4 separate regions of the Homo sapiens genome follow, and all the other regions are linked to region 3. The links are chromatin loops, found by intact Hi-C in ENCODE. Cell type or tissue: ovary. All regions are shown on one strand. Region 1 overlaps ANTXR1 (ANTXR cell adhesion molecule 1). Region 2 overlaps ANTXR1 (ANTXR cell adhesion molecule 1). Region 3 holds the start of ANTXR1 (ANTXR cell adhesion molecule 1). Region 4 overlaps ANTXR1 (ANTXR cell adhesion molecule 1).

Region 1 (8,000 bases), 52 kb after region 3:
AAAGAAGAGTTTGGACAAATTCATCTTGTCCTGTGATTAAACCATCCCTCTTGTCTTTTATGCCAGCTTATGCTGCAACCTTTAAAAATTCCTTGATGGGCTCCTCTTTGTCAGCTTCCCTTCTGGCTCTGCACTGGATCCTGTGTTACATCATGGACTATTCCTGTCTGCCAAGTGTGGCCTCTCCAGTTCCCAGAAGATACCCAGGTTCTATTTCTGCTTGCTCTTTTGTTCCCAGTTCAAATCAGATGCAATATTCTAAGCTGGAAGAAATCTGGTAGATCTTAGCATTCCACACCTTTGTTTTACTTTGAGAAAGCTAAAGTTCAGGGAGGTTAGCTGACATACCTAGCACTTGGTAGAATAAGATTTCCATCCCGAGTCTGTCTTCCTCCAAAGCTCATGCTTCTTTGATGGAGTTTGGCTCTGAAGTCATGGAAGAATGAGGTGACCTTGTAAAACAGTGCTGATGTGAGGATGGGTGATCTTACTGAGTTCTGGAGCTGGAACTCCAATCTTTAGAGTTCTAGATGAGATGGAACAACTTACATAGAAATGTGAGAAAGAACAGGTGGTAAGGTAGAAGGAGAGAGTATGGTGTAATGGAAATCATGCCATAAAACACAAATCTACTCTCAAATCTTTCAGAGAAGAGAGCATTGCTTAAATGAAGGACATCAACTGTGTCTTATGCTGAAAGAGGTTGAGGAACATGAAGCCAGAGAGGTGACCATTGGATTGGTAACATAGCGGGCCTTGCTAGAAGCAGTTTCAGCAGAGGCAGAGTTGTGGAGACAAAAGTCAGAGCAGAGTGGGTTAAAAAATGAGGACTTCCAACTTTAAAATGAGATTTTTAAATTAAAATAAATAAAAATATTTTGATAAGTTAAGATGTTTTCCCCTTTCTTTCAAAAAACCAACCCCAAACCAGGAAAACTTGAAACAAAAGCACAAAGACCATCTTTGAGGAAACTGAGAAATATTTAAACCATAAAAACACCACATATAAGAATAGAAGGGAAGGAAGAGTGGCAAATGATATGGCACTGTGGAGAAAAGTCAAATATAATCCTGTGGAAGGAAATACTGAAGATGAACAAACCATGTAGCCTTGTAGAATCCTAGAAAGCTCAAAACCTGGATATTGCAAAAGGCAAGGAAGGGTTAGAGAGTGAAAACTGGAATATTGATTGTTTAAAAGCTCTTCAACCTTCAGAACCATCCCTCCTTCCCACTAGAGTTTGAAAATTACCCCTTATTTACCTCCACCAGAGAGGAGAAGCATATTTTCTGACAAAATTGCACAAGAATGGTTTCATAGTCAGGGACACCAGGCACAGAGAAATTATAGAGACATCTGCAAAACAAATGTTGCTACTTCCAGCCTTCTTCCTTGTCCAATTTCAGACTTAAAATCTAAGAAAAGAGTTTGAAAACTACTTCTCTGTAGAAATAAATGTCTTAGAGGGAAAAATACATACACATAAAATGATATTTGAGAGTCTTCAACAACAACAAAAAACAACTGCCAAAAAAAAAAAAAAAGCTGGTCATTCATCAATTGGCATGCCCACCATGCATGCAGAGCTTCCAACAAGGCTTTTAGTCTCATTCATTTGATATGGACAGACAGCCAAAGATCACTAAACATTTGAAGAAGGACTCCACCAGAAAAGACAAGGAGTGAGGAGACAAGTTTCAAGAAGCTGTGTCATATAGAGAGATGTGAATAAATAGGTCAGTAGCTAGAGGGAGATGTGGGATCAAAGAGGACTTTAAAAAATGTTTTTAAGATAAGAGATACTAGAGTGTATTTGTATGCTGGTAATCAGCATCTAGTATTTTTCTTTCTGATTTGAGACAAATGTGTAGTCACAAACATTTAGAAAAGAACTGTAAAGTATGTCTGCTTCTGTTTATGATATTCAGAGATGTGAAAAGCCTTCATTTCCATGGTCAACCAGAAAAGCCCAGACAAAATAAAATTCATATGTTTCCGTGAGGCTAGTAGAGATGCAGGAAGCACTGATTAACTGAATTAGAGAGAAACAAACCCTTTATATAATAGCTAAGCAGAGAAGGTTCTGCAGAAGCTTCCATACTTAAAGGTGGATGCGTGGTCTAGGTTTGGGTAATTGGAGGAGTGGGTCTGCCATAGACAGACACTCTGCAGGGATAAGGAAAAGTCAGCTGAGTCTTACATAAACATGTGTGCCAGAAGGAGGCTTTAGAATCTGAAATGAAAAAGAAATATCTCAGCCTAAGTTATCCCCCCTCACCCACATTTCTGCATTTTTCCAAGAAAGCAGCAGTGGAGGAATTGCCTGCAGAGTAGAGATAAATCACATAATTAGGTGGATTCTCATTGTGCTTGGATTCTGGAGTCCTACCAGAGTGAAATACAAAGGTCAAGCAAAAATATCTGAAGCTGCACCTAGCCATCTACCAATTCAAATACTGAGAAGATCACAAAGGCAGGGCAGGGCAAAAGTCCAGGAGTTGGCCTAATAACAGGGAACATGAATCTAACAAAAGGTGCAGCCCAGCCCAAGCTCACCCTGACTCAAGGAGGAATCTAATGATCAGCCCCTCGCCCTAGCTCACAAAGAATAAAAGCCTTATGCTCTGCAGTGAGTAAACAACACAAATCAATATTATACCGAAGTCTCCACTGCTTTTTTTATACTCAGTGACTGAAATGTAAACTGTTATGAAAAATGGGAAGAAGCAGAGGAATATTACTCACAATAAAGAAAAACATAGTTAATAGAAACAAACCACAGATGACTCAGTTATTTGAATTAATGGACAGGGACTTTTAAGCAACTATTATAAATAGGTTAAATAATTTACAGGAAAAGGTGAATACAATGGGGGGGAAGATATGGGTGATCAGAAATTAAAAAAAGAAAACTCAAAGAAAGAACCAAGTGAAAACTGTGGAACTGAAAGATACATTATTTGAAATAAAAAATTTATCAGATAGGTTTAAAACCAGATTGAACACCACAGAAAAGGGATTAATAAGTTTAAAAACAAGTGAATAGAAATATCCAAACTGAAAGACAGAAAGGGAAAAGTCTGAGGGCTGGAGGGAGAAAATGAACCAGTCCTGTGACTTATGGGAGAATATCAAGTGATCTATACTACTTGATAACATGTATTTGTGTAATTGGAATACCAAACGTGATCCACACACAGATCCAAGAAGCTCAAAGAACCTCAAGCAGGACAAATGCAAAGAAAGCATCACCTAAGTGCATCATAGTCAAATTTCTGAAAAATCTAAAAAGCGGCCAGAGGGAAGGCAGGAAAGATATATTAAAGAGAAGCAACATTAAAAAAATAACTTACTTTTTATTAGGAAAAAAAAATGCAATCCAGAGAATGAAGGTCCAATATCTTTAAAGAGATAAAAGAAAAAAATCAACTTAAAATTCTATATCCAGTTAAAATATTTAAGGCAGAATTAGACATTTTCAGAAGGGGGAAAATGCCTAAGAGAATCATCAGCAGCAAATCTGCGCTATTAAAAAAAATGCTAAAGGAATTCTTTAGGGTGAAGGAAAATGATACCAGGTATAAACTAGATCCACAAAAAACAAATTTAAAATAAAGAAGAAGAAGGAAGAGTACCAGAAATGATAAATATTTAGGTAAATATAAAAGGTTATTTTTTATCTTTTCATAATTTTGTAAAAAGACAATTGACTAAGACAGAAATAACACTATTTTTGGATTTGTTACAAACAGAGAAATAAAATGTATGACAATAATAACACAAAGGATAAGAGGGAACTATATGGAAATATAATATTAAAAGGTTTTTCTATTTTGTGAGAAGTAGCATAATACTGACTTATAGTAGCTTGTGATAAAATAAGGATGCATATTATAATTCGCAGAGCAACTGCTCTAAAAAAGACAAGACATACAGCTTTATGTTTTTAAAAGCTAATAGATGATACTAGATGAAATACCAAAAAATACATGATCAATGCAAAAGGATATAGGAAAGGAGAAAGAAACAAAGAACAGAAGTGACCATTAGAAAGCAAATAGCAAGATAGCAAGATGGTAGACTCAAACCCAACCACTCCAAGACTTACATTAAATATAAAATGAACTAAAGATTCCAGATAAAAGGCAGAGAATGTCACACTGGCTAAAGAAGCAAGATCCAGCATATCATTGATTTATTACTGCATAAAATATACCCCAAATATTATAGCTTGAAACAATAATTTCTTATGCTGATTTCACCTGGACTTATTTATGCAGCTTATATATAGGATTCAGCTGGGGATTAGGCTCAGCTGGGAAATACAATGCTTCTGGAACAGCTGAAGATCTCTCTCTCAATATGGTCCTTCCTTCTCAAGTAGTTGAAAAGACCAGGTTTTCCCTCACAGTGGCTGCAACAGTCCAACAAAACAAACTCCAATATTCTTGTGCTAATGGAGCCTTAGTTTTTGTCATATTTACAGATGTCCTGTGGGCTAAAGCAAGTTACATGGCCACATGCACAGCCAGTATGGGAGGGGACCATACAGGGACCATACAGTGGGAGGAGTGATCTTTGGGGACATTAGTATAACAGTCCACCACATACAATTATATATGGTTTACAAGAGACACTTTAAATATAAATATGGTGATAGATTAAAAGTGAAAGAATGGAAAAAGATATACTGTGCAAGCATCAATCATAAAAAGTTAGAATGGATATTAGACAAAGCTGACTTCAACATAAAAAGTATTTACTAGAGATAAAAAGTTATCGAAGAAAGTCTGTGTGTCAAAGACAATCCATGGGTTAAAGAAAAATCACAAGGGAAATTAGAAAATGTATCCAACAAAGAACGAAAACCCAGCATATCAACATTTGTGGGATGCAGCTAAAGTCACGTGCCTAGGGTAAATGTATAGCTTTAAGTGTTTTTCTTAGAAAAGAAGAAAAGATTAAATGATTTAAAACCAATGAAAAAGTAAAAAGAACTTATTAAGCTCAAAATAAGTAGGGAAAGGAAAATAATAACAAGTGAATCAATAAAATTGAAAATAGACATATAATAGAAGAAGACAAATAATACAGAAAATCACAAAGCTCAAAGTTGAGTATTTTAAAAGAATAAATTGATAAACCACTGGTAAGAGTGGTTTTTCTGGGCTGGGAGCAGTGGCTCACGCCTGTAATCCCAGCACTTTGGGAGGCCGAGGCGGGCGGATCACAAGGTCAGGAGATCGAGACCATCCTGGCTAACATGGTGAAAGCCCATCTCTACTAAAAATACAAAAAATTAGCCAGGTGTGGTGGCACGCACCTGTAGTCCCAGCTACTCAGGAGGCTGAGGCAGGAGAACTACGTGAACCTGGGAGGCAGAGGTTGCAGTGAGCTGAGATTGTGCCACTGCACTCCAGCCTGGGTGACAAAGCAAGACTCCGTCTCAAAAAAAAAAAAAAAAAAGTGATTTTTCTAAAAGGAGAGAAAATACGACTTACAGATAATATCAGGAAAGGGAATATTACTACAGATCCTACAAATGTTAAAATATAATAAAGGAATATTATAAACAATTTTATAGAAATATATTCAACAATTATAAGGGAAATGAACAAATATCTGGGCATGTTACTGTGTATAAATTGTATTTCACTAAAAAGTACACAAGAGGAGCTTTGGTTCAGCATGCATCTTGATATTATGTTAATCATTTTGGCCTATGCTTAGGTAAAAGTCCCAAAGAGACTGTTTTATATACATTGTAAACAAATGATTACAATTGGTTGTAGAACTTCATAACTCCTAAAATAACAGCAAAATGTCTTTAATTAATCTGTGTTCTTCTGTTCACTACACTGTTTTCTTATAGTCAACAATTGGAGCCATAAGGCCATCTGGGAATGTTCCAGGAGTGGCATTAGTGGTAATAAATAGTGATAGGTGTTTACTGTGTAAGTTGAGAACCAAAGGCAACAACTGCAAAGCATTTGAGAAGAGTCCAATTCCACAGAAGGAAAATGATACCAGGTGTAAACTAGATCCACAAAAACAAATTCAGAATAAAGAAGAAGAAGGAAGAGTACCAGAGATGATAAGCTCTTTTACAAGAAGACTAGGAAGTTGACAATGCAGAGCTGATATTGGGTTATTTTTGGATGGTGATGGAGGTTGTTTTTATAGAACCAAAATATGATAGCCATTGCAGAATCCTAAGGGAGATTTTGCAGTGGAAACCTCAGTAGAATACTTGGGATAAAGGCTTGTTGAAGCACTTCTTGACATTCTATGTGTGTCCATCTTTTATTTTTTTTTCTTTCTTTTATTTATTTTTTTAGAGACGGAGTTTTGCTCTTGTTCCCCAAGCTGGAGTGCAATGGCATGATCTTGGCTCACTCAACCTCTGCCTCCTGGGTTTAAGCGATTCTCCTGCCTCATCCTCCCTAGTAGATGGGATTACAGGCATACACCACCATGCCCAGCTATTTTTTTTAATTTAATTTTTTTCTTACGTGTTCATCTTTTAATGTTTTCATCAGCAATGTTATCAAACTGTCATAACACAACCAGAATCCCAGAGAGTAATCATGAAGAGTAGAGCAATTCCTAGAACAACAGAAAGCCCAGAAGACATTGTGACTGATTCTCCCCACCTTCTACCCCTACAAACCAGCAGAGTGCTGGGTGCATGGTGTATGCTCAACAAATAGCAGTGGCCATTAATGAATGATGGGTGAATGCACCCAAACTGGAATCATTCATTTGACAATCACCTGCTTGAGGTCAATCATTAAGTGTAGTGGGAGTTGCAAAAGGAACACAAAACAAATGGCCTAAAACCCTTAGCTTCTAAGTAGGAACACTGGCAGACATGTGAAACCACCAAGGAAAACAGGGGCTCTGTAATAGCAGCCTCTCTTCATAGGATTCCCTGCCTCTTTCATTTCCCAGGAAGATAACATTTCACTTGAAATAACCAAGTCCTCAGAGAGGTTCTTATCATCCCCTAAAAGATCTTTCTCCCAATCTCCTTCAGTTTCCAAGAGAAAATAAGAATAGACCCTTATTAATAGTGCTGTTGTCCCAGAACTAAAACACACCCACAATTCCTATGAAACCATCCATTTTGTTTGCTTAGATGTTGTGGGTCCTTCAAGAAGGGCAGAGAGTAGGGAGATGGGGCCATGTGTTATTTGATCTTTTGAGCAGCAAGGGTGGTATAATGGGGAGGTTGTGATCACCACTCGCAACTAGTGAGTTCATATCTTGCCAGATACAAAGCATCAAGGATAAGGACATTTTCCAAAACAGCCTTTGGTTGTTCTGGTACAAAAAAAAAAAAAAAGTCAAGAAAATACTTGTAAAGAAAGGGAAATAGGCTTAGAGAAAATATCCCAGTTCCCAGACTTTATTTGGCAGGGAAAAAATACAGTGAAGCCAAGCAAATATTTCCACACCCCCAAGAAGCCTTTTTTTTTTTTTTTTTTTGCTCTCTTTTTAAATCTCAAGTCTTAACACAATATTCCACTTTTAGTGTTACCCAAATGTCCCAGACTTCACTAGTCTGTGACCAAAGAATTAGATCATATTTACTTTTAATGCCCAAGCGTCTCTCACCTAACTGTCAGAAATTATCCCTCTGCCCCATAGTGCCCCCCAGCTATTATGAGGGGTTCCATGGTGCCACCTCTGTGTGCTCACAAACAGACCCCAGTTTTCCTATCCCAGCCTCCCCGTCATGTCCCCTTGCCACTAGCTCTGCTGCTCGGACCCTCATGAAACTGGCAACTCACAGGGCAGAGCTGCCCCCTGCCTGGGGATTGCTGGTGCCATGCACTGCCCCCAGCATGGCCTTGGTGGGGGACACTGCTCTCATCTTTATTCTCCAGGATATATGCCCTTTCTCATTACCAAACAACAGAGTTTGAAATTAAAGTATGCCTTTTGATGGGATTTATTGGAATATTAGAGGTAATATAAGAAATACAACCTAGAGAAT
Region 2 (8,000 bases), 110 kb after region 3:
TGGGGACGTTGTGCTTAGCACTCAGATGTGTCCTCTATCTCCCATCCCAGGCAGCTTCCTAACCTTCACTCAGGCAAGAGTTTAATGTCAGCTATATTCTGCAGTCATGACTTGCAGATATCATAAGCGACATCAGTGTCACAACAAAAGCAGAATATTATCCTTTAATAATATATGTATTCCTTTGTATCTTCTAGTTATAGGAACTTGTAGTCACAGCCTGATTAATGACATAGATCTTATTCATCTTCATTTCACCTGTAGGCCCTACCACAGCCTTTTTGTACAGCACATGTACCCAATCAAAGCTGAGGCTTGAAGGGATGACTATTATATACTTAGTATAATAACTTCTCAACCCTGTCTCTGGCCCCAGAAACTGGGATACAATGAAGTTCTTAGTGAGCTTGAATTGAAGCCACTTTAAGCTTTTTCCTGGTCATCCATTAGAAGAAGCACAAGAACTTCCCTACTCCAAGAGTCCCCGACTCTGATTCACCTTCTACAGCTACATCTGCTATGACCTCCAAAATCATCACTTCAGTTTTACTCAAAAACCCACCAAAGTTCTTTCTATAACTTACAGAACTTTGTGCAAATCCCTCAGGCTAACTCAAAGAACTTGACCAAACTTTCTATACTGATCTTTTCAAATTCTTCTTATATCCTACCTTGGAACATGCCTTTAGTATGCCCTGTCTTTGCTCATGCCATTCCTCCAACCAAGAATGTCTCTTCCCCATCTCTGCACAAAAGCATAGCTCATGTTTTGTGCTTTCCGAAGACCTGACTATGACAGCCATGTACAGGAAGCTTCCTGTCTTATGAAGCCCAATGATACTTTGGTGAAGTCATTTGTCAGCAAACTTTTTCCACAAATATGGCTTATCTCTCCAACTACCCTTAGACGTGGAACTCCTTAGGACCAGTCTAATATTTTCTTGTTTCCCCTCAGTGATTCCTGCTCTATCTAGGAGTTCACTCACTATTTTCTCACCAGTTGACTCAACTGCACATACCACAGGAAGCTATGATTCAGGCAGGAGCACTTGAGTTCACTGCTAATGGGTTTTACAGCTCAAGAGTTTTGTTTTTGTTTTTGTTTTTTTATTATTATTATACGTTAAGTTCTAGGGTACATGTGCACAACGTGCAGGTTTGTTACATATGTATACATGTGCCATATTGGTGTGCTGCACCCATTAACTCGTCATTTACATTAGGTATATCTCCTAATGCTATCCCTCCCCCCTCCTCCCACCCCACAACAGTCCCCGGTGTGTGATGTTCCCCTTCCTGTGTCCAGGTGTTCTCATTGTTCAGTTCCCACCTGTGAGTGAGAACATGCGGTGTTTGGTTTTCTGTCCTTGCGATAGTTTGCTGTACAGCTTAAGTTTTTAAGCTCAAAAAGATTTTTGTTTTTTTGGTATCTCCCTGGACTTGGTTGATGTTCTCTAGAAGTCATTGAATTTGAAATTATAAACTCACCTCCCTCTTCTTAATCCAGTGATTTCCTTTTTGCAGATGAGAAGCCCTTTTCTGTGGAAGATACTTATTTACTGTGTCCAGCGCCTATCTTAAAAGAAGTTGGCATGTAAGTTTTCACCAGCAACTGAACCTCCCAGCCAGGGAAGAGAGAGAGGAGGTGTACGGGGACAGGGGAAAAGAAAGCATCTAGAGAAAGTGGAGCCTTTCTCTAGGTTCCTCCAGCTTATGACGGAGCCAGTGTTTACAGTGACCCAGACGCCAGGATAAGTGTTTTACAAAGTATCTCACTTCATTCTCCCAGGTTCCCCATTAACTAGGTATTCCCACTATCCCAGTTTTACAGACATAGAGACTGTGGCTGCAAGACTTTAAATAGCTTGCCTAAGGTCACACAGCAGTGAGTGGAAGAGCTGGGCTCAATCCAAGGTCTGTCTGGCTTAATCACACCTACACTTCTAGAAAGTTCTCACACACTTGACCTCGCTCTGTCATCACCATTGCCCCGCTAGATAATTGTTATCTCCTCCTTAGAGAAAGGGAGGCTCAGAAAGGCCAAGTAGGGCCATGGCTGGTTCATGGCGAGCCAAGACCCCAGACTCACGCCTTCTGATGTCCCACACGGTGCTCCTTCCTTGACTCTGCGCAGCATCGGATGTTCACCCAGACCGGAAAAAATTCCCTGAACTAATTTATAGGGGAAAATCTCATGGTGATGCAATTATAATAAGCACTAGTGAGATGAGATCAAAACCATCAACAGAAGAAAGAGAATGGGCACCCTGAGCAAGAAAAGAAATACATGGGAAATGAGGCAATGCTGGTGCAGAGAACAATAACAACAAAAATAACCTCTCCAAAACCGTGTCTATAATAGGCTAGACAAAGAATGGAGGCTTTAAGGGAAAAAAGTTGAACTTGTTCATCTGAATTTTGCCTTCAATCGTGTGTTCATATTGTGAAACCTCCAACTCTGGTTGCCCAGCATCAATCTGTGATGCCACTGATTTCACAAATTAGCTCAGTGTCCATGCTGCGAAATGCAACAAAACAAGAGGTCAGTTTCCAGCGAGTGTCTTAGAGTGGGAAGAGATGGAAGACAAATGCATCTTCTGCTTTACTTCTGTGAGTCTGTTGAATGGTAACAAAGCCACCCCCATCAAATCACTGAGAGTCCAGATAACAGCAGAATATTGCATTTATAGTTAGCCCAGTCTACCCCCATTGACTTGGACTATTTTTGAAGAATACTTTGTCCAACTACAATGTGACAAGCAAGTTAAATGAAAGTAAGCTTTGCCCATTCAATGCCACTCACTGCAATGCCGGAACGTCTGAATGCACTGCCTTAATATACCAGCCAAGCATATCCTGACACTTCTCTAAACTTTAAAGGAGGATGGGCTATACAGACTACCCCCGACATTTTACAAAAGAGGAAACTCAGACCCCTCCTCCCCTGGAGAAGAGACTCCAGTCTCAAGGGTATTTAAGAGCAGAGCCCAAAGGAGTCCTGTGTGTCTGGCTCTCAGCCTGTTGCTCATTGCACGCCCTGCTGAGAGTCTGCTTCCCTTGTTGTCATTGCAGGAAAGCTGCACTCCAGGTCAGCATGAACGATGGCCTCTCTTTTATCTCCAGTTCTGTCATCATCACCACCACACACTGTGTAAGTCATAACCTTTCCCTTTACTAAAGATCTCATTATCATTGTCACTATCAACGTTTCTTAAGCAGTAATCTTCTCCAAAGGTACCCTGGAAAGTTTTTTGGTTCTTCGTTCTGCTTGCTGAGCTTTGATCCCAGCACTGCTCCACCAGCCCCAGGCTGGATTGGGGTGTGCTGTACCCCAGAGTGTATCAGGCATGTCTGTGTTAAGTTCTCCAGCTTCCCCATTTCTGCTGAAGGGGAGATCTAAAGTCACTGGCCTGACCAGACGGTAAGATGGGCTATGTCTGTGCAGTAATGAGGGTGGAGTCCCAGATAGAGTGGGTTTAGGAGAGAATGGACGGAAGGGAATTGGACAGCATATACAGAAAGAACGTCTTAGGGAGTTCATCTCTAAAGGGATGCAGGAAAATGGGTATGAGCTGAAGGAAAATGTGGAGTTTGGGGAGGTCATTTTATTTAGGATGGGAGAATTTGCAACTTGCTTATTATTGTGGAAATAATCCAGGAGAAAATGGAAAACTGATGAAGCAGGAGAGAGAGTGGGGAAGGAGCCCTTACAATAGGGATTGTGAGGCAAGAGCGGGGACTGCATTCTCTCTCCCAGCTCCTCAGATAGCCCTTCTCTGGAGCCTTCGCATCAAGTAGTTTTCATTCCTGGCTATATATAAAATCACCTGGAGAGCTTTTTAAAAAGATTGGTGCCCTGACCGCATTCGAGACTGACTGAACCTAAGCCTCTGGCATGAGCCCTAGCTTTGGTGGTTCCACGGCATCCCCAGGAGGTTGTCATGTGCAGCTGTGACTGAGAACCCGTCAGCCTCTGGAGTTGGTCCTGCCCACTGTCAATGTCTCAGAGCTCAGCCTGTCAGGGGGCAGTCAGGGCTTAGTTAGCTTGTGTCAAGACCTCAACCTTGTCTGGGCACAGTGGCACAGGCCTGTAATCCCAGCACTTTGGGAGGCTGAGGTGCATGGATCACTTGAGCCCAGGAGTTCAAGACCAGCCTGGGCAACATGGTGAAACCCTATCTCTACAAAAAAAACAAAAATTAGCTGGGCATGATGTCGCACACCTGTAGTCCTAGCTACTCAGGAGGCTGAGATGGGAGGATGGCTTGAGCCCGAGAGGTGGAGGTTGCAGTGAGCTGAGATTGCACCACTGCACTCCGGCCTGGGTGACAGTAAGACCCTGTCTCAAAAAAAAAAATTAAAAAAAGACATCAGCCCCTAACATGAGCATTTCCAAAATAACCTTTGTCGGCGTATTCAGTTTCTTTAACTGAATACATTTCTCCATTAGCTCATTCTAGAAACTAATGTTTGGCCTGATGGTCAGCTTAGGAAGTTATTATACTATAGTCACTTCCTCGTTGGCCTTTGGAAGCTGTGTTGTTAGAACCTCTCAGTAACTGGAGTTGTGTCCTTAATACCATCACAGTTGGATAAGAAAGAGCAGGCATGCACTGAATGTAGATAATATAGAAATGGGTTATCATAAAAGAACAGGAAGCCAGTCCTCATGATGGACAACAGTCTCCCTCCTAATGCCCCCAACACCAATTTTCATCTTGTGTTAGGAGCAAACCAATTTTCTTGAAAGCAGGGTAACCCATTGTAAAGGTACAGATGATGGGAAAGTTTTACTTGACCAAAGCAAGAAACTAGGATTGTGTCAGAGAAGTGTTACCACTGAGAAATGTCCATGTCTCAGACATCTGGTCAACCCTCAGTCTGTAGGCCTCAGTAGGACACCACCAAATTTTAAAAACTGTATGCAGAAGTGTTGAAATTTCTTCAAGTGTATCCTGCCTGATCCTGTTGAAAATTGACCCTTCTGGGACCTGCCAACCTGCAGGAAATGATTAAAATACTCTAAATCAAATAACTCCATTTCAGATTCCTGCCAGCTTTTGAGTGATCCAACAGTTGGATCTGTATTTCTCATTATGTCTGACCATACCACCAAGAAACAGCCACTGCCCTTGAGACCACAGAGCAGAGGAAGTGGGAAGGGAAGACATCTCAGGACTAAACTTGTGGTATGGCAAATACAGGGCTACAACTTTAAATCATGGGCCTCTAATTAAGAAGAAAAGGTGTCCTTGCCAATGCATTGCAAAATTAGAAGAATTCCCATTGAGTCCCACTACACCTTCCCAACCCACGGCAGCCTCCAGTTACATCTTACATCTCCCTCATCTGAGCACATGCCACTAAATCTTCTCTTCACTTGACCCTTGATCAAGACCACCTCATAATATATTCTGCATTATTCCATTTTCATGTGAGAATGCTGTATTCGTTTACAACAAAATTATAACCACTCTAAGATTTGTGATCCAAGTTCTTTCAATCATGTATTCAACACATATTTATTGATCACCATGTGCTAGGTACCACTCTGGGTGCCTGGGTTATATCAGAGAATGCAACAGATAAAAATACCTGTGTGATGGGGGAAGGGAAGACAATGAGTTATAAACATAGTAAACAAACTACATGCTATGGCAAAAGGTAATAGATGCTATAGGATAATTAGAGGAGAGTGAGAGGATTTCCTACTACCTAAGCGAGTAGGTTCCAATTGTAAATAGAGTAATGGATACATTGAAAAGGTGGTATTTGAGTAGCAACCTGGATAGTGAGGAAGTTAACCATGAGGCTATGGGAGTGTGGGGAAGGGTGGGATATCCCAAACCAAGAGCCCTCATGCTAAGACCCTGTGGCCAGCGATCCTTGGTGTTCACAGAAGAGCAGGCAGGGAGGTGCCATCCCCAGGCATCTCCACGCCTGCTGCTGTCCTTATTCCCTCTCAGGATAGCAGCAGGCAGTGAGGTGCCTGGGGATAGGATGTGCAGGGTTGTGGAAGGACTTTGGCTTTTGAGCAGAGGAAAACATGGTCTGACTTATATTTAGAAGATTACTTGGCTGAAGGCAGACAGAGACAAAGATGGAAGCAGTGTGACTTGTTAGGAGGGTTATGGCAATATTTCAGGCAAAAGGTGATGATGGGTTGAATCAGGGGAGGGCAATGGAGGTGGAGAGAAGTTGTCAGAGTTGGATTTATTTTGAAAGCAGAGCTAATGAATTTTCCAAAGCATTGAATATAGGGTTTAGAGAGAGAGAAGAATCAAGAATGTCCCAAGGGTTTTGGCCTAAGAAACTGAAAGGATGGAGTTGCCATCAGCTGCCAGACAGGAAGAAGACAGAGGGAGAAGAAGACTTAGGGAGGAGGGGGAACAATCAGGGAATCAGTTTTGCTGTGTACTGGTTATGTGACCTTAATAAGTTGTTTAGCCCCTAGCCAGGTGCCATGGCTCATGTCTGTTATCCCAACACTTTAGGAGACATAGGCGGGTGGATCACTTGAGGGCCAGTTTAAGACCAGCCTGCCCAACATGACAAAACTCTGCCTCTACTAAAATACAAAAATTAGCCTGGCATGGTGGCACATGCCTGTAGTCCCAGCTACTTTGGAGGCTGAGGCAGGAGAATCAGCCTGAACATGGGAGGCGGAGGTTGCAGTGAGCTGAGATCATGCCACTGCACTCCAACCTGAGTGACAGAGCGAGACTCCATCTCTGGAAAAAAAAAAAAAATTTGTTTAGCCCTTTTGTGCTTTAATTTCCCAATCGATAAAACTAAGATAATAAAAAATTTATATCAGTATTGTGAAGATTAAATGAAATAATATTTGTAAAGTATTTGGCAGAAGACCTAGCAGGTAGTAAGTGCTCAGTAATTATTAGCTGTTTTATAGTGGAAGCTTAATGAAAAAAGTTTTAACTAATTTGAGATTCTTCCTAGAGAGCTGGCTCTTTAATTCAGAGTCTCATTATAACCAAGGGGCTCCTCTGAGACAACATGTATCCGGGGGTACATGTTTATCACTAGACCAAGCCCAGGTGATTGAAAGGGGGAAGAAGAGATGGCCAAATTCATCCAGAAAAGGGGCCTCATATTCAAACATAAAACTCCAGTCCCCAACCAGGTCCTACACAGCAACTCAAATTAAAGGCTGAAACTATCATTGGGCAAAATAGAGATGCAGGTGGAACGTGTGGGTATCCAAAATATGAAGTAAGGTCTTGGACTTTCGTTTGTTTCTTGGGAAGCTGGTTTGGAGGACAAGGTTTTTCAATCAAAAGTGATCCCCTGGGTCTGAGTAAACGGATATTGTCAATGCCAGTCACAGCCTGCCCAGTTCATCACCTGGAACCAAAAATATTTTTAAAATATGTAGTTGAGACTTTTCTTTTCTCACTTTATTTGGTGCCCATTTGGACACCTGTGTCACAAGTTTTCAAGGTCTGCAAATGAATAACTGTTGCCTGAGCCAGAAGCAGAAATTCCATGGAGTTTTACAGGAAAGAGATTTTTCCGTCCAAGAGCTAAAACATTCCTATACAAATGGTAAACTTTGGTGAGCTCCATGACTATAGAAAATGGTCAAACATCCAGAGTCCTCTCTCACCAGATATTTAAATACACCCATCTCTGTAGTCTTAACTGCCTCACTTTTCTTCACCAAACTCCAGCCAGAAGTTGAGAAAATTACTAATATAGTGCTGCTTTCAGTAAAGTATTGAAAAGAGATTTGTCCTTTTGAACAAAGCAAGCAAATTTTAGAAACATAAAGAACTTTTCATGAAGATTGTTTTCTTTTAGGTACTTAAAAATTCTATTATTTCCCACCCAAAGTGTCCAAAAATCAAGAAATCAATCAAGTATGTCTTGAACTCCTACTGTGTCTCCTAGTCACTGTCCTTAAGGAGCCTAAAATCCAGTTGGAGAAAGAGTCCAACAAGCATATAAAAGAGTGTATAATAGGCCGGGCGTGGTGTCTCACG
Region 3 (8,000 bases):
GCCTGGTCTCTGGTCTAAATGAAACGAACTTTTTGTTCAGCAAGTCTTTGGGTCCTTTTGAGCATCTGAAATGGACGTTTTAGGTTGTTATAAACTATGGATTACTCTTGACTGGATCCTTGGTAAGAATGTGCTCTTCAGAGGCTTGGCTGTGACTTAAGATGCACAGGGATGTTGTGTGGCCTTAGCTGAGCTGGGATGCAAACCAGATTAAACAGGATCTGCCTCTGGGCTGACAATGATATAGGAAATAGGCTGATTTTTTGCAGGGCTCTGAATTGGTCAGAGTTTGATTGGGCCTGTGTTGAATGGGTTTCATCACTGCATTGGAGTAGGTGTTAGCAGGGCTTTGGGATGGGTTTTGGAGTGTCCGTAAATGAGTCAAGGGACTTATTGAACTGAATTTATTTTTAAGGTTGACTTGGTTGGGCTTTGGATAGGGTATCAATGGGATGCTGAGTTCAAAGAGGTTTTGACTGTTTCTAGGCTGAAGTTGTGGCTGGCTTGACCTATAAGATACCATCAGGACATCTTGCTCTAGCCTATGGTTCTGCCCCTGGGCTTAATTTTATTACTGTATCTTTGCTTTCCCTATCACCAAAAGTCAATACTCAGCTGATTCAGATTCTTAAGACACTTTGTTGTTCCAGATGATTAATTGCTTCTGGGAACACTCACTTCACTTTTTGCCTATGGTGGTCCCAGAGACTACAGGATCCTCCAAGATCCTGGAAAACACTGGACCTACCTGACTGACATAAAACTTTATGGAGAGTATCAGATTTTTCCACATTGTGGCAAATATTTCTTCTCTAGGGAAAAAAAATTGTTTTTTACTCAAATTTTTTTGGGGTAGTCTGGGTTACCTGGAACCTTTTCTAAAATGTTAAGAATGCAGACAAATGGCACTTAGTGCCCAGTGAGTTCTTGACAGATTATTAGGACAGTAAACTTTGTGTTTGACAACCGGGGAAAAGGGCTCGCTCACATGTGTTTGAAAGTAGAGGGCAAGTAAGAGAGAGCGAGTTACTAAGAGGCTGATATTGTAGATAGGCAGGGCATATTTAATAATTACTGTCTCAAGGAAGGAAGCCTAGTAAATTCAGGTAGAACAGTGATCAGAGTGCAGGACTAAAGCCTTGAGACAATCAGTCTAGTCAGACAAACTCTCCAATCTTTTGGAAGGCAGGGACCTTGAAATTCCTGGTACCTTTGAATATCTTGGGATTCTTCCTTGTGGCAAATAAAACATTTGAACATTTACAAGTTACCCCTTATCCCCTTATCTTCTTGAAAGAGAGTTTTCTGCTTCCTGGTAACCCAGCACAGTCTAACATTGTTCGCATTACTTTACTGGAATGCTCCTTTGTGACACAGTGACACTTGTGCCAAATCACTGGAGTTTTCTTAGGGCTTATCCTCCTGACTTCCACAGCATATGGCTCTGTTGACTACTTCTTCCTGCAAGAAACTCTTTCCTGCCTAGGCTTCCAGGTTACCCTTCAAATGCTCCCACGTGCATGGTTAATTTTCTCCTGTACTTCTCCAAGTCCAGAAATATCCATCCACAGGCTGAACATCACCATGTATATCGTTCTTCCACTGCCTTGAATTAAAGAAGCAGAAGAGTCCCTTCCAAACCTCATGTATCTATCTTTATAGGCCTTGAAAAGGCTGATCAACCTCTTCCAGAACACTGGAGGCCTTGGAAGGCATTAGGAACCAGGACACTCCCAATCAAGTCAGAACACTGAGAATTACCTCAAGAGGATGGTAACATTTGTGTAGGAAGATCTTGACATTTATATGTCTCTGAGTTGTAAAATCATTCTGGAAAATGCTAGCAGGAACCCACCAAGACTCTCCCCAAGCCGCCTTCTAGCCTGCAGTGACTGACCCACCTCTCCCATTTCTCTACAAGCACTAATTATGAGGCCACTACAGCCTAACAAACAAAGGCAAAAGTTGTTGCCAATTTTTGACACCTGACAACATCCCCCGCTGAGCGAACATGCTGGGATCACAGAAGAGGCTTCATTTACCACTGTTATAGACTATGGACATCTTTGTCGTATTTAAACTCTCCCTGCGAATAACCATATCTCTGCAGCTCAACTTCAAGCTCACTTCTCAAGAATGTTTGGAGAACACCTCCCTACAGTGAGTGAGGCTGGCACAAAGCCCTCTAGGTAGAAGAGGCAGCCTGGAATGTATTTCCTCAGGCTGGAGGGAGAGCAGGGTAGAGGCATTTTAAGATCTAGAGATGGACTTCTTTCTAGAATCCTGGAAGAGAGGCAGAGGCACTGGGACACTCAAATATCTGAATTCCTCTCACTGCCTGTCTGCCCTGGAAAATACCATCTTTGTCCAGAGGAGCCTCTTGATCTTTCTCCCCTTCCCCATAACCTTGTTTCCCACAGAATATCCTCTCTCCTCCCACCCCTGGAAGAACTATGCCCTCATCTATCTTGGATAATGGTGTCTGTAACTTTGAAGAGCTCTATCAGGACACCCCCTGCTTCCTTCCGGGGTAATTTCCTAAACTATTTTGCCTGTAAAGCTCTCAACACATTCCTCTGTCACCTAAACTCTTAACAACTTGAGACGGCCCTGGGGGCATGACGGTGAGAGAAGATATTCTTAATGCTTCCCTGATTCATCTCACCCCTCCACCCGCTTTCCACATTCAAGCTCTTTCCTATTCCTTGCCAATCCCATAAACACTCTCTCCATCACATTGTCATATCCCTTTTCTTCTCTTACCAGCTCCCACCAGTGTTTCTGCTTTCCCTTACCCATCTGATTTCTATAGATTTCCTCACTGTCTTTCAAGTCATCGAGCTGCAGTGGGGTCAGCATGGGTTTTCAATCCTTTGAGGAGAAAGAAGACATGGAAGAGGAAGACTTGGATGGTTAGGGTATTTTAATCTCCCTCCAATTATTTTTTTCCTGAGAGCAATAATTCCCAAAGTATGGGTTTAATACATTTTATCTATGAAACAACAGTTTCATGGTCAAGTAAGTCTGGGAAACACAGTTCAGCAATTTTTTTCCTACAGAAATTCTCAAGGCTTTAATATGATACTAGGCATATATTAGTTATCTTTTATTATATTTAAAATTGCCCCCAAACTTAGAGACTTAAAACACTAATAAAAATTCGCTTATTTCTGTGGATCAGGAATCAGGGAATGGCTTAGCTGGGTAGTTCTTGTTTGGGATCTCTCATGAGGTTGCAGTCAAGATGTCAGACAGGGCTGCAGTCAGCTGAAGGCTTCACAGGATGTCAGGAACCTATGTCCAAGATGGGTCACTCACAATGTTGGCAAAGTGGTGTTGGCTGCCAGCAGGGGTCTCAGTTCCTTACCACACGGACCCCTCCTTGGGGCTGCTTGTGTGTTCTCACGACATGGCAGTGGGCTCTCCTACAGTGAGTGATCCAAGAGAGAAGGGAAAAACCACAACATCTCTCATGGCCTATCCTCAGAAGCCACACACCATCTTCTTAATTACTCACAGGTCAGTCTCACCCAAGGTGGAAGGGGTGTGAATTCCAGGAGGTGAGAAACACTGGGTTCATTTTGGAGGCAGGTCAGTGCTACGCATGACAAATCTTCAAGGCTGATTTGACAACATGATTATTGGTTAGTGGAGCATTCCAAGACACTAAGATTCCATGGTACACATGTTGGGGGAAACCACCATGGACTGTCACATTGGGGTATAAGGGTCTGGGAGGCACACAAGTGGAGGGGAATATGTGTGTCTGGAGGAAGAATCCTGGGAAAACAGTACATGCATATGCACTGAGGGCTCCCAGAGCGGAAGACAATAGGAAGCTAGAACTGGGGTACCACTCGGAACTGGGGCTCAGAGGCTGATTCTCCAATTTAGAGAGGCTAGCACGGAACTTCCCTGCCAATTCCAAACTGCTTGGAGCGTCTCTACTCTTGTAAGCTGTTTACTTCCTCCATCCTAAATCAAAGATAGAGAGAAAATGTCAAAGTTCACAGGCTGAAAAGAAGAACTATTATCATAGAATCCCTAAAAGATGGAGATGGTGGCCATCTAGAAGGCTCAGCTGTTCCATGCCGGGAGCAGCCCTAAGTACCACACTCTGTGGGGTTGTTTGTGATGGTTTCAGACCGGACCCCAACAGTCTCTTTTATGGTCCAGACAGACTAAGACCATGTAAGGTCACTCTGATGACTCATACCACAAAGGTCCCGTTTTTCCCCTACTTCATCTGCACAATGGTTTGTTTGCAAAGGTCCTAGCCTGGGGAGCCGGAGTCACCGTGGTTGGAGGAAACAAATTCTCATCCAATGTTTAGTGACCTTATCAAAAGATGCAGGATAGGGAAGGAAAAGAAGGAATAGAAGGACTACAGAGAATGGAGAGGCGGTCACGGAAAAAGAAAGGGAAAGTGCGTGGGAAGAAGGAAGGAGTAAGAAAACACGCACAGCTCACATGAGAATGGTAAGGACAAGGAAATTTATACGCGAAGCCTGGAAGCGCCCCCGCCCCCGACGCACTCCCGCGGGTCCCACGCGTGCTTTCGCCGCCTTTGTCCACAAGGTGGCAGCCTTTGAACTTTCTTCCCCGTAAGAACGCGAAAGGGGGGCAGAGAGGAAGGAGAGAAGGCAAAGCACTGCCCCCACCAAGAACAATTTGAAACCCCCCCCCCCCCCCATCATATTTAAAATCTGGGACAAAGAACCGTCGGGACGGAACTCCTTCCATTGCAAAAGCTCGGCGCGGCCTCGGGAGCTGCCCGGCGGCCCCGGACCGAGGCAGCCCTCCCCTTTAAAAGAAGCGGAGGACAGGATTGGGATCCTTGAAACCCGAAACCCAGAAACAGCATCGGAGCGGAAACCAGAGGGGAAACCTTGAACTCCTCCAGACAATTGCTTCCGGGGAGTTGCGAGGGAGCGAGGGGGAATAAAGGACCCGCGAGGAAGGGCCCGCGGATGGCGCGTCCCTGAGGGTCGTGGCGAGTTCGCGGAGCGTGGGAAGGAGCGGACCCTGCTCTCCCCGGGCTGCGGGCCATGGCCACGGCGGAGCGGAGAGCCCTCGGCATCGGCTTCCAGTGGCTCTCTTTGGCCACTCTGGTGCTCATCTGCGCCGGGCAAGGGGGACGCAGGGAGGATGGGGGTCCAGCCTGCTACGGCGGATTTGACCTGTACTTCATTTTGGACAAGTAAGTGCCGCGAGTTGTCCCCCCCACCCCAGGCTAAGCGGGCGAAAACGCTTTCGCCCCGGGCCGGGCTCGTTGGCAGGGTCGCCTGGGGACAGGAGCGCATCTCCAGGGCCACAGAGGGACCGCGCGGCAGGCGGCGGCGGAGTGCTGCGCCTTTGTTGGGGCGCGCTCCTCCCAGCCTCGGCTCCAGAGCCCGCAGCCGAGGCGACGCCGCTTGCTCGGAAGGGGACAGACTTCTTTTCTGTCTTGCTTTCTGTGTCCCAGGAGCAGGCAAGGGGCTTGGAGGATGCTATTGTCTTGCTGAGTTTCTGTGACTCCCTCCCGTGTTGGTGGGAAAGGCTTGCTTACCAAAGGCAGAACTTGCAGGCACAGGCACTCCTAAAGTTAGAGGCTTGGGCATTTTAAAGCCAATCGTCGCATTTTGTTTTTGTTTTTGTTTTTTTGTTTTGTTTTGAAACGCTGTCCCACGGAAGGCATTATCTTTGCTCCTAATCATGTAATGCATACTTCTCACCGGGCACTGAGTGAGAATGAAAGGCAGGGTTTCTTAACCTTGGCACTTCTGAGATTGAAACCTGGTAATTCTTTGTGGTGGGGGCTGTCCTGCGCGTTGTAGGATGTTTAGCAGCATCCTTGGCCTCTGCCCACTGGATGCCAGTAACATCCCCCGCCCCCCACTCCTTCCTTATTAGTGGTGACAACTAAAAATGCCTCCAGACATTGCCAAATGTCCCTCCCCTTCGACTTGAGTACCCCAGATGTAGTGAATTCAAGCTCTTGGCCATTTGACTGGTGGGCTACCAGGGAGGTGCAGGAGCCCTGGTTTCCTTGCAAAAAGTGGTTAGGCTTTAGGATTTGCTCAAGGGAGAGCTGAATTCTGACCAATGAAGCACTTCCCAAATCCGCATAAGTTTGCCAAGCCACAGTCACCCAAGGAAGCTTCATGCTATCTGCTGAAAACCAGCTTCAACGATAAAAAGCCCCTCACAGAAGATCCGTGCTCATTAAAACTGAGTGAGCTCTCCAGTGCCAGGAGAGGCGCTTTGCTGTTACAGTGGTGGGGAGATGGATTTCACAGACTGGAAAGTATTTAGGAGTTGGAAAAAGAGTCCTGCAAAATAAGCTGGCTAGCTAGACACCAAATGTGCTTTGCAGTTGCCCCTGGAGTTTGATTTTTCCGTAAAGGCTGTTTTGAACTCCAGATTCTTTGGATGAAAAGTGAGATTTCTTTTCTGCAGATTTATGAGAAGGTGGATACTGAAAATATGCTCCAGTGCTAAGGAATGGAATTTCTTTTGTTACTTCTAGTGGCTGGAAGCATCAGCTCACAGACTTAGAGACAGTGCATGAAAACAGTCGGAGGTGCTCCTCCTCCGTGCTTTTTTAAAAAGCCAATTCAGAATGATATTCAGGAAAATCTAAAAAAAAAAAAAAAGGGGGACAGAATCACCATGTCTCTGAATGGATGACTGTAGAGATACTATAGAGATATGGATACTGTAGAGATAACCAGTTTTCCCCAAATTAATTTAGAAATTGAATTCAACTTTTCAGTCAAAGTTCTGAAAGAGTTTGTTTTGATGATAAGAATTTAACAAAATGATTCTAGGCTTATCTTAGCAAAAAAAAAAAAAACAGGTAAAAAGAGCTGAAACATTTTTGGAAAAGAATAATGAAGCCATATTCTCTCTCCAAATATTAAAATGTATTATAATGTAAATTAATAAAAACAGGATGGTAAAGGCCAAAGAATAGGTGGATAGAGTAGAAAATCTAAAAAGACAAGTACATGTAGATCCAAACACATGTAAACATTTAGTGGAATTTCCAATCAGTATATAATGATTCATTAATTTAAAAAAAAATGGTTCCTGGACAAGTGATTGATAACATGGAGAATGAAAAAGGTTAGATTTATACTTTACAAACCATACACATAAATAAATTTCAGAAAGGTTGAAAATCTAAATATTTAGAATGAAATGATCAAAGAACTAGAAGATAATTTAGATGAATATTACTGTAATCTTAGGTTTAGAGCTTTTAAAACATGATAAGGAAGAAACCATAAAGGAAAATAGAGATTTGAATATATTAAAATTTTACACTTCTATAAATGAAAAATAAGCCATGAAAAAACATAAGAAGTTACAATAACTATTGCCACATAAATCACTCTCTTAAGATTGATTTTCATATATAAAAAGCAGTAAAAGCAAAATCCCAATAGGAAATAGCCTAAGTGCATAATTCACAAGAGAAAAAAATATGAGTCAATAAATGAACTAAAAAGGTCGTTATTAATCAAAGAAATGAAAAAATCAAACAATATGATTTTTATTAGGTTGGCAAAAACTTTTTTAAAAATTACAATATTCAGTATTGGCCAATTTGTGGGAGATAGGCACTGTCATTTCTTACTAGGGAAAATGTAAATTGGTGCAGTCTTTCTAGACTTGCGCTGTCCAGTAGAACTTTCTAGGTCGGTAGAAAAGTTCTATATCTGTGCAGTTCAATACAGTAGCTACTAGCCATATGTGACTCGAGCACTTGAAATGTAGTTAGTGCGATTGAGGAAGTGAATTTTTAATTTTATATAAGTTTAACTAATTTGAACTTTAATAGCCACATGTGGCTACCATACCGGATAGTGCAGACAAGAAGATAATTTGGCGACACATATAAAATGCTTTTAAAAAATGAGGGGTGTTCCTTTCCATCGAGCAATTTCATGTCCTAAAGAAAAAAAATCCAAATAGTCACAAAGAAGTACCTACATGTATGTTTATGGAGGTGCTGT
Region 4 (8,000 bases), 190 kb after region 3:
CCTTGAACTTTTATTCTCCAGCCATGCAAAATAATAGATTTGAGATATAAGAAGCTTAAGAATTTGGATACATTTGAACACACTCTCAACACTGTTACAAATTATGATTATCCAGTTTACTTTTAAGTGCCCTTTCTTTATGGAAGTCTTGCTAAAATAAGATACATGAGAGAAATCGATACAGAAAATTGTGTCCTTGTTGCCGTGGCAACAGCCACACGATGTACACATGGAGTTACACAAGAAAGGTCACAGATGAGGTAAGAACCAGAATTCATAGCTGCCTATGGCTACTCAGGAAAGAATTCCAGGCGAGGCAGGGGGGGCAATATTGTAGCTCTGTCTATATGCTTCTTCTGTTTTGTTTTGCATAACCTTAGGAGACTCACTAGAGAGGCCTGCCTTGCTTGCATGGTGGTGAGTCTGTAAGAATTCTTCAGCACTGATTTATGGAGCTGACCACATTTTCCATAAACTCAAAATGACTCCATCCAGGCATGTGCTCATGAACAAGAGTCACAGGTTCTGAATTTTTTCTTTAAAACAAAACAAAAACAAAAATCACCTAATTGCATTCTCGGTTACATTCTAAGTTGCTTCAGACACATGTTGACCTCACAGAAACCTGGCAAATTTTCCTCCTTAGTTCCTGTCTCCTTCATCCTCCCCCCAGCTACTCCACCCCAGCCCTCCAGATGCAGACACAAGCCCACCAACAGAGCCTCTGAGGCTGCTGAAAGGCCTCCAGCTCAGCACAGAGCAGGGGCTCAGGGAGCCAGAGCCTAGAGCCACCGCCCTTCCCTGGGATTGGCACCCACCTCCTCAGAACCATCCAAGCCCCAGGTCAGGGGTGGCAGCAGGGAACACGAGTGTTTTCCATCTGCCATCACCCGTCTCCCTCTTTTTGCCTGCGGTGGGCTCATGGTCCCATTGTTCCTTGGAGCCCACCAGGAAATGCTTGGGCCAACTTAAAAGGGAAAGTGCCAAAGGAAACCACCTAAATAGCAAACCAGTAGCACATCTGATTCTAAGATTGTTAAAATTTACTAAGCACATGGTGTCCCCTGCTCCCAGTAGGTAGCCACCACAGTGCTCCTTGTAAAACCAAACCTCAACACACCATGCCTCCACTTCAGACTTGCAAAAACTGTGGGAAAACCCAGAATCCTTAGCTTGATTTAGAAAGGCAAGCCTTTCCATTTCATACGCTACTTACCCCAGATTCCTTCATCACCTCCAAATGGGCTCTGAGCACGTGGAATTAATTGCTGGTCATGCCCTGAACATGCCAGGACATTTTGTGTCTCTGTACCTTTGCTAGGTTTCTCTGCTTGGAATGCCTTTCCCATCCTCTCTACCGAGTGAACCTAGCTTGGTAATATTGTTCATTGTTCCCACAGTTTCCTGTAAATACAAAAAGTTGCTGGCCAGACTCATGCTTGAAAGGGGGCATTGCCCAAGCAGAACACATTTGACAGAGCCTAGGTGAGAAGGTTTGGAAGTTAGAACCTCTGTCCCAGGATGGTCCAGGATGGTCCCCAAGGCTTCCTGCACAGCTTGGCCACTCTTTGAGTTCAGAAAATTTGCTCATCTTTCAAGGGCAAATGGTTGAAGGAATTTAGAATGTTCTGAGAAAGAACGCTTCAAGGGGTCATGAGAGCTTTTTAACTTACTTGGTCCATGATGATATGGCGTGTCATTCCACTTTGCAAGCTGTTTCTTATCACGTCACCATTGTCAAGGAATAATCTTTCCATGTCACTACATATCCTTGAATAATATCATTTTAATGACCATGTCATATTACATTGCATATCTTCCCTTTTTGGAGATTGATTTTCAAGTATCTATTATTATAAATGAAGCTGCAGTCAGTATCCTTATTGCCAAATCATTGTGCACATTCACAAATGTTTCCTTAGAATAAAAGGTCCAGCTTTCTACTGGATCAAATAGTGTGCAAATTTTTAAAGCTTTGATACAAATGGCCAAATAATTGCCCTTCAAAAGATTATACAAATTAACCCTCACATTAGCCCCCTATGAAACGCCCATCTCCCCAGATGCTCCTCAATATTATTAACGTACCTATTTGATTGATAGGTGCTAATTTGTATTTTTTATTATTACTGAGGTAGAACGATTTTTTTAATGTTTATTTTCTCGTTTGTCAATTGGTTTGACTTGGCTCATTTTTCCACTGGATATTTTAGTGTTGGTTTCCTGTGATCATTTTCTTAACCCATCTTCATTCATATATTAATCAAATGTTTTGAAAGCCTACTATGTATCAGATCCTGTGCTTGCATTAAGTATGTGGTACTTAATCCTTATGACATTTAAAGTCTAACCATGTAATATATGTCCAAAGTTTTTTCTAGTTTGCCATTTACCTTTTAACTTTTTAGAAATATATTCAAGTTTTCTACAATTTTACAGTCAAATCTATAAATATTTATGATTCCTGCCTTTTGTTTCAAATTTAGAGAAGCCTCCCCTACTTCAAGAGAACATACATTTTCACAAAAATTTTCTTCCACACTTCCACCCCCTCGGTCTGTTTTTGATGGTAATGCGAATTGTCACCTTTTCTGCATCTTCCTGAGTATTTTAGTGTAGATTTGGGAAAGGCTCCTTTGGAAGCTATGGGCCATATGTTATATTAAATGAGAAGTCCTAGAAAATTATCTTGAATGCCTTGAAGTGGATGTATTAATAGAAAGTGACTTGGATTTACTCTGGGCCATCCCATTGAACAGAGCTAGCCCCATAGGTAGAAACAATGGGGAAACAAATTTCATCAGAAAGAATTGAAGGATGCAAGTTTCAACAACACAACGGGCTGCCCCAGAGACTAATGCTCCAGGTAACTAATGTTACCAAACACGGATAAGACAAATTAACCACTAGGCCAGGACACAGGGGATTCCTGTAGCAGATCAATGGTTCTCAAACTTGAGCATCAGAATCACCTAGAAGGTTTGTTAAAGCACAGCTTGCTGAACCCATGCTCGGAGTTTCTGATTCAGAAGTTCTGGGGTGGAGCCTGGGAATTAGCATTTCTAACAAACTCCCATGTGATGCTGATGCTGCTGGTCTGGGGATTACACTTTGAAAACCAGTAAGATAAGGAACCAAACAAACTTCAGAGTACCTCTCACCCTGAGAGTCTGGGGTCCTAGGCAATATTTCTATACTGCTTTGGCCACCAAGCCGCCCCTTTTCTATATTTCTCCATAGAGCACCTATTGACACAACTGGAGAATAACTAGTCTACCTTAAATCTAAATATTAAGCCTCAGTGAGTTGTGAAGAAATCTCCCATCTTCACATATTCTGTTCCTAGATTACTAATTTCAAACACAGAAACATAAGGGAATTCAGAGATCAGAGCGTGGACTCCAGTGGTTTTCAATGTGTTTGCACATTGTTATCACCTAGAGAGCTTTCAAGGTCCCCCCCTAAAGGTTCTGTTTAATTGTTCTGTGATGAGGTCTGGGCACTTATAGGATCACCTGGGAATCACAAAGCCTCCCCAGGTGATTCTAATGGGCATCTAAGGTTGAGAAGCAGTGAGGTGGTCCAATTCCCTCTTTTTCACTCAGGGCAGCATCTTCTCTTTCCTTTTTGAAACAATTTAAAGGCAACTCCCCATGTTCCTTCAGAAACCCCAAGAGTAAGATAGGCTGATCACACTCTTCATGGGCTTTTAACAGTCCCTTTCCTATCAGGAAGATGGTTAATCTAGACTGAGGCTGCCATGTCATTGCTACTGCTTGAGTAAAGAAGATGGAAAAGAGAAAATAGAACTCAGCCTCATATGTCTTTTCTGGATGGAATTCAATCATCTACCAACCAGCCTGAGCCCTCCCCAGTCACTTTTACTCCAAATCGAACTCCATCCCACTTCACGTGCTCCCAGAGAACCCACTGGGTTTGGATGTCATCTGTTTTCAGATCTGGCATCAGGAGGCCGGTACATTCCATTACTATCTGCAAGAACAAAATACTAAAGCTCACTCAGGGCTTGTTTTGCAAGCCTGGATCTCCTTGCAACCAGAAGAGACCCAGGGAAACACACACGTAAATGTACATAAACAATGTTTGAAACTCATCTGAAGCCTCAGAGGTTGTGAAATCCTCCCCAGCTGTTTCCAATAAGGGCGTGAGGCCAGTCACATGGGCACCATGTCTCCCTACTGTCGCAGAGGCGAGAATAGCCTGGGCAGGTTATCCTCCAGGAGAGAGGTTATCCTCTGCCCAGTCCTTCTAAAGCAGATAAGCCTCCTGTAGCAGGCCTCAGAGAAAGTGTCTGCACTCTTGCATTCTCTCTCCTCTCTTCTCTCTCCTTCACATTTCCTGCATTCCCTCTTTCTTCTAACCCCTTTCCTTTTTTTCTTTTCCCTGTTCACTGCCAATTTCTAAGGCCTGCCATGGCTGCTTTCCCTCAACAAAAACCAATTGCACTCCCACTAAGAATCCATTTCTGGGCTGAGCACTAGGGATATCCATTAGCAGAGGACTAAACTCTGGCTTCCAGGAGTTCATGTATGTATGTATGTATGTATGGTGTGCAAGAGAAGAGAGTGTCATGCACTGTATGAACTGCAAATGTTTACAGAAGCATAAACCCATTCACAGTAACTTGGGGTAATGATGATCTCCATTTTAAAGAACAGAAATTGAGGCTCAGGGAAAATTACTAACTTTTCCAAGGACACACAGCTGGTAAGGAGGTCTGGGGCTTGAATTTAGGACTTTCAGACTTGAAAGTCAACACTAGGGATTCCTGAACTCCTTCATGCATTCAACCCATAGTTGTTAGATGTCTTCTAAGAGCCAATGAGCACTGTATTAGTGCTTGATATTCAAGATTAATGAATGAGCCCTGTCCCTGCCCTCGAGGAACAGGGACAAACAGGAAGCTCCCAAACACTGCCTGGTGTGAAAGGCTCTGTGATGGAGCTGAGCACATGAGGTGTGGGAGCTATACCCAGGAAAGGCATCTCACCAGCCTTGGAGTCCAAATGCCTTCTTGAATGGACATTTAAGCTAAGACAAGAAGGGGGAATGGAGTTGGGGAGGTAGAATATTCTAGTGACAGGGAAGCTTGCATACAGATCTGCAGGTGAGACTGTGGCTCCTTCAGGGAGACACAAGGAGCAGGGTACAGAGGAGGACAGAGTGGGAGGCACTGAGAGGAGGGACTGTGGTGAAGAGGAACCTGAGTTGCCGGCCGTGGGAGCCTGCTCTGCCAGCCTGACGAGGCTGTACTCCACCCTGAGGACAGTAGAGACTTACTGCAAGAGTTTTAAGCAGAGGCGCAATCGGATGTGCATTTTAGAAAGGTCGCACTGGCTGCAGTGTGGACATAGCGGCAGTGAGAGAGGCTGGCACCCTGAAGTGCAGAGTGGTGGGCAAGGAAGACAGCTTGGATTCACAAGATATTGAGCAAATAATCACAGATTTGGTAACTGCCTGGGTGTAGAGGATGAGAGGGTAGAAAGTGTGAAGGAGGACCTCCAGGATTTGGCCCAAGCGACATTGCTGACTGTGCTGCCTGCCATTCACCAGGATGAGGACAGCTTTGCGAGGGAAGATGAGGACGTCACTTTTTAACTTGTGGAGTTCACAGTGCCTGTGGGACATCCAAACAAAAAGGACCTGCAGCAGGTCAGGACCAGGGGGAAGCATGAAGGCATCTAGGGCAGGAACTCTCTGGGTTGCTCACTGTCAGGGTTGTGTGAAAGTAGGGACCTGCGAGTACATGCCTCCTTAAATTTTGTGCCCTAGACACCTCGCATGCCTCACCCTAGTCAGGGGGCAGTTTTGCTCCAGTGAGAGTTTTGGGCTGCAGGCAAAGATCTGAGAGTCATTGGCCATGGCAGTTGAGACCAATGTGACTAGAGGGGAAACCAGGGAGAGGGGTAGAGAGAAGAAGTTAAGCACTGAACCCTGAGGGTCACATCCTTTAAGTCAGGGTGGAGAAAAGAAATAGAGCAAGAAGACGACTAAGAAGGACCAGCCAAGAGAAAGAGAAGTTGTAAGAGGAAAGTCTGGGGTCATGGAAGCCAAGGGAAAATAATACATTATGGAGGAGGGTGGAGTGTCAAGTGATGGGAAATTAAGATGCAAACTGAGAGCAATCATCTAATAAGATTAGCAGTAAGGAGGTTATGGTGCCCTTAGTGACCCGAGCTCTGTGGGATGATGGGGTTGGGAGCAAAGCTTAACAAACAATGGGAGGGAGAGCCAAGGCAGTAGCTGGAGGAGATCTAGAATTGGAAAGAGTTCTTTGTCTTAGTAAGACTTGAGCGTGATTAAGTGCGTGTGGCAGAGATCCAGTAGAGGAAGGGGTTGAAGACAAGAACTCACTGTTAGACTGCAGGAACTCTTAGGAGAAGGGGTTGGAGGGCTTAGGAGGAAGTGCCAGTCCTCCTTAGTGACATGGGTTGTAGATCCCAGGTATGAGTGAGAGGGCAGGAAGTGAGGACATCCCTGTGGGAAGTGATGGGCTCTGTTCTCCCTGTGATGTGGCTGGAGGAGTGGAGGAGCTGGAACTGGAGCTCCTGGAAACAGCCACACCTTGGGAACCCCATTGCTCCTATGCTGGCAGCACTTCTCCACATTCCAGAGTGAATGTCTCAGGATTAAATAAAATGGTAGGTATAAATAATTTGAAAAGATGGGAGCTTATTTTCTTCCCTTCCTTCTCCCTGAAAACTGCCATTGATTTCAGAGAATTTTAATTACCTCTTAACCTGTAGGAAAAACTTTTTCTCAGAATTATTTTATGTTCAAACCAGCAATGACCAAAAGAACCAAGTTATCTACATATTGAAGTCTTACATGAAAGTCGTTTTTCTTGCACAATAAACAATTAAGTTTACATTAGCTCTTTATGTTGTGTAAATGGACATCTTCAGAATTCCTATCTGACACCAGGTATAAGGTCCCAACAGATCTGGAGGGAAAGTCTCCTGACCTTTTATAAATTTTTGTAAGAAACGGATCATTTTAAGAAAAAGGAAGAAAAAAGAGCAAATTATAGGAAATGTTCCTAGAGGGTGTGATTTATTCTGGCACAGCCATCTTCCCTGGATGTTTGAATTCTCTGTAGTATTCATTCAGTTCTCACCCTTGGAAGCCTCTCCTTTGCTGTCTCATTGGAGGGGGACATGAGTACTTAGAATTTTTGGCTGAGTTAGCTGAATTTAAGGAATAAAAAGTTCAAAACACTCTCTGTCCACAGCAAAAACCAACTGTACCCAAAACCTGCAAAGTTAACTTTTTTCAGAGATGTTAAACCCAAAGTTGATGCTGCAAAATATACCATCTTGGGATTTTTTTTGCACCAACTTCTTTCTCCCATGGTAGGAACTGTCTCTGAGTAAATACGTATGAAAGCAATTGCTATGGTTGAGCAATCTTCCTCTCCCTCTCTCTTTCCCCCTCCCTCTCCCTCTCTTCCAATCCTCACAATCTGATCCCCCTTTTTCCACAAGCATTACACACTCACATTCACACACATTCCTCCTCCTCCTTATTATCACCATCATCATCATCATCATCATCATTTTGTAGCTTCTTTCAATTTCAACTTGTAGGACTTTCAACTTCAGATTGTCTCATCTCCCAAACAGCTGCAACAACAGAAGGTCGAGTCCTGGAATCAGGTTGCAAATAGCAAACAGAGAAGTAAATGCTAAGGCTGAACCAGACAGGGATGGGAATAAAGCAACCCTGTTCAAATTCTCCGACCTCATTTTTTCCCTTCCAAACAAAATCAGGATTGAGGGAGGTAGGGATTAGCTCTAGGGTCAGAATTTTACCCAAGTGTGTAATATTTTAGGAGGTTTGCTACTTTGTCTAAGCATGATGATCATGTCTAGCCACTTGGCTTCTGCGGGCCTGCTCCTCCAGCTGATGGCACCAAAAAAGATCATCTCGAGGGACATTCAGCATCTCCGTGATGGGCCTCAATTAAGAATCATCAGAAT

The links. Hi-C counts contacts between places; a loop is a spot of excess contacts. Peaks named below come from ENCODE experiments on the same cell type or tissue, not always from the same donor. Only the 100,000 strongest peaks of a DNase experiment are listed, where the experiment ranks them.
Region 1: it touches region 3 in a loop (7-fold over the local background); 3 of 110 quality-filtered maps call a loop at or near these places.
Region 2: it touches region 3 in a loop (2.3-fold over the local background); 6 of 110 quality-filtered maps call a loop at or near these places.
Region 4: it touches region 3 in a loop (2.3-fold over the local background); 6 of 110 quality-filtered maps call a loop at or near these places.

What each region holds. Positions count from the first base shown.
Region 1 is chr2:69,059,976-69,067,975 of GRCh38, forward strand. All of the region lies in intron 3 of ANTXR1 (ANTXR cell adhesion molecule 1), which reads left to right. Among named protein-coding and RNA genes, the nearest start is that of MIR3126, 40 kb to the right of the region's middle. In ovary, no CTCF peak of the experiment used is centred here; no DNase peak of the experiment used is centred here; H3K27ac peaks cover 2,012 bases.
Region 2 is chr2:69,121,493-69,129,492 of GRCh38, forward strand. It overlaps ANTXR1 (ANTXR cell adhesion molecule 1), which reads left to right. Exons shown (of 18, transcript NM_032208.3): 11 at 1,525-1,594; 12 at 3,073-3,151. Among named protein-coding and RNA genes, the nearest start is that of MIR3126, 22 kb to the left of the region's middle. In ovary, no CTCF peak of the experiment used is centred here; no DNase peak of the experiment used is centred here.
Region 3 is chr2:69,008,452-69,016,451 of GRCh38, forward strand. It overlaps ANTXR1 (ANTXR cell adhesion molecule 1), which reads left to right and starts at 4,728. Exons shown (of 18, transcript NM_032208.3): 1 at 4,728-5,200. The coding sequence starts at 5,049. In ovary, CTCF peaks have their summits at 4,574 (motif pointing right) and 4,775; DNase peaks (open chromatin) are centred at 4,580, 4,810 and 5,340; H3K4me3 peaks cover 3,002 bases; H3K27ac peaks cover 1,745 bases.
Region 4 is chr2:69,196,202-69,204,201 of GRCh38, forward strand. The region is part of intron 17 of ANTXR1 (ANTXR cell adhesion molecule 1); the gene reads left to right. It overlaps LOC124906019 (a long non-coding RNA gene), which reads left to right. Exons shown (of 2, transcript XR_007086799.1): 1 at 1-8,000. Among named protein-coding and RNA genes, the nearest start is that of MIR3126, 97 kb to the left of the region's middle. RefSeq lists an enhancer at 412-1,611. In ovary, no CTCF peak of the experiment used is centred here; a DNase peak (open chromatin) is centred at 4,168; H3K27ac peaks cover 3,540 bases.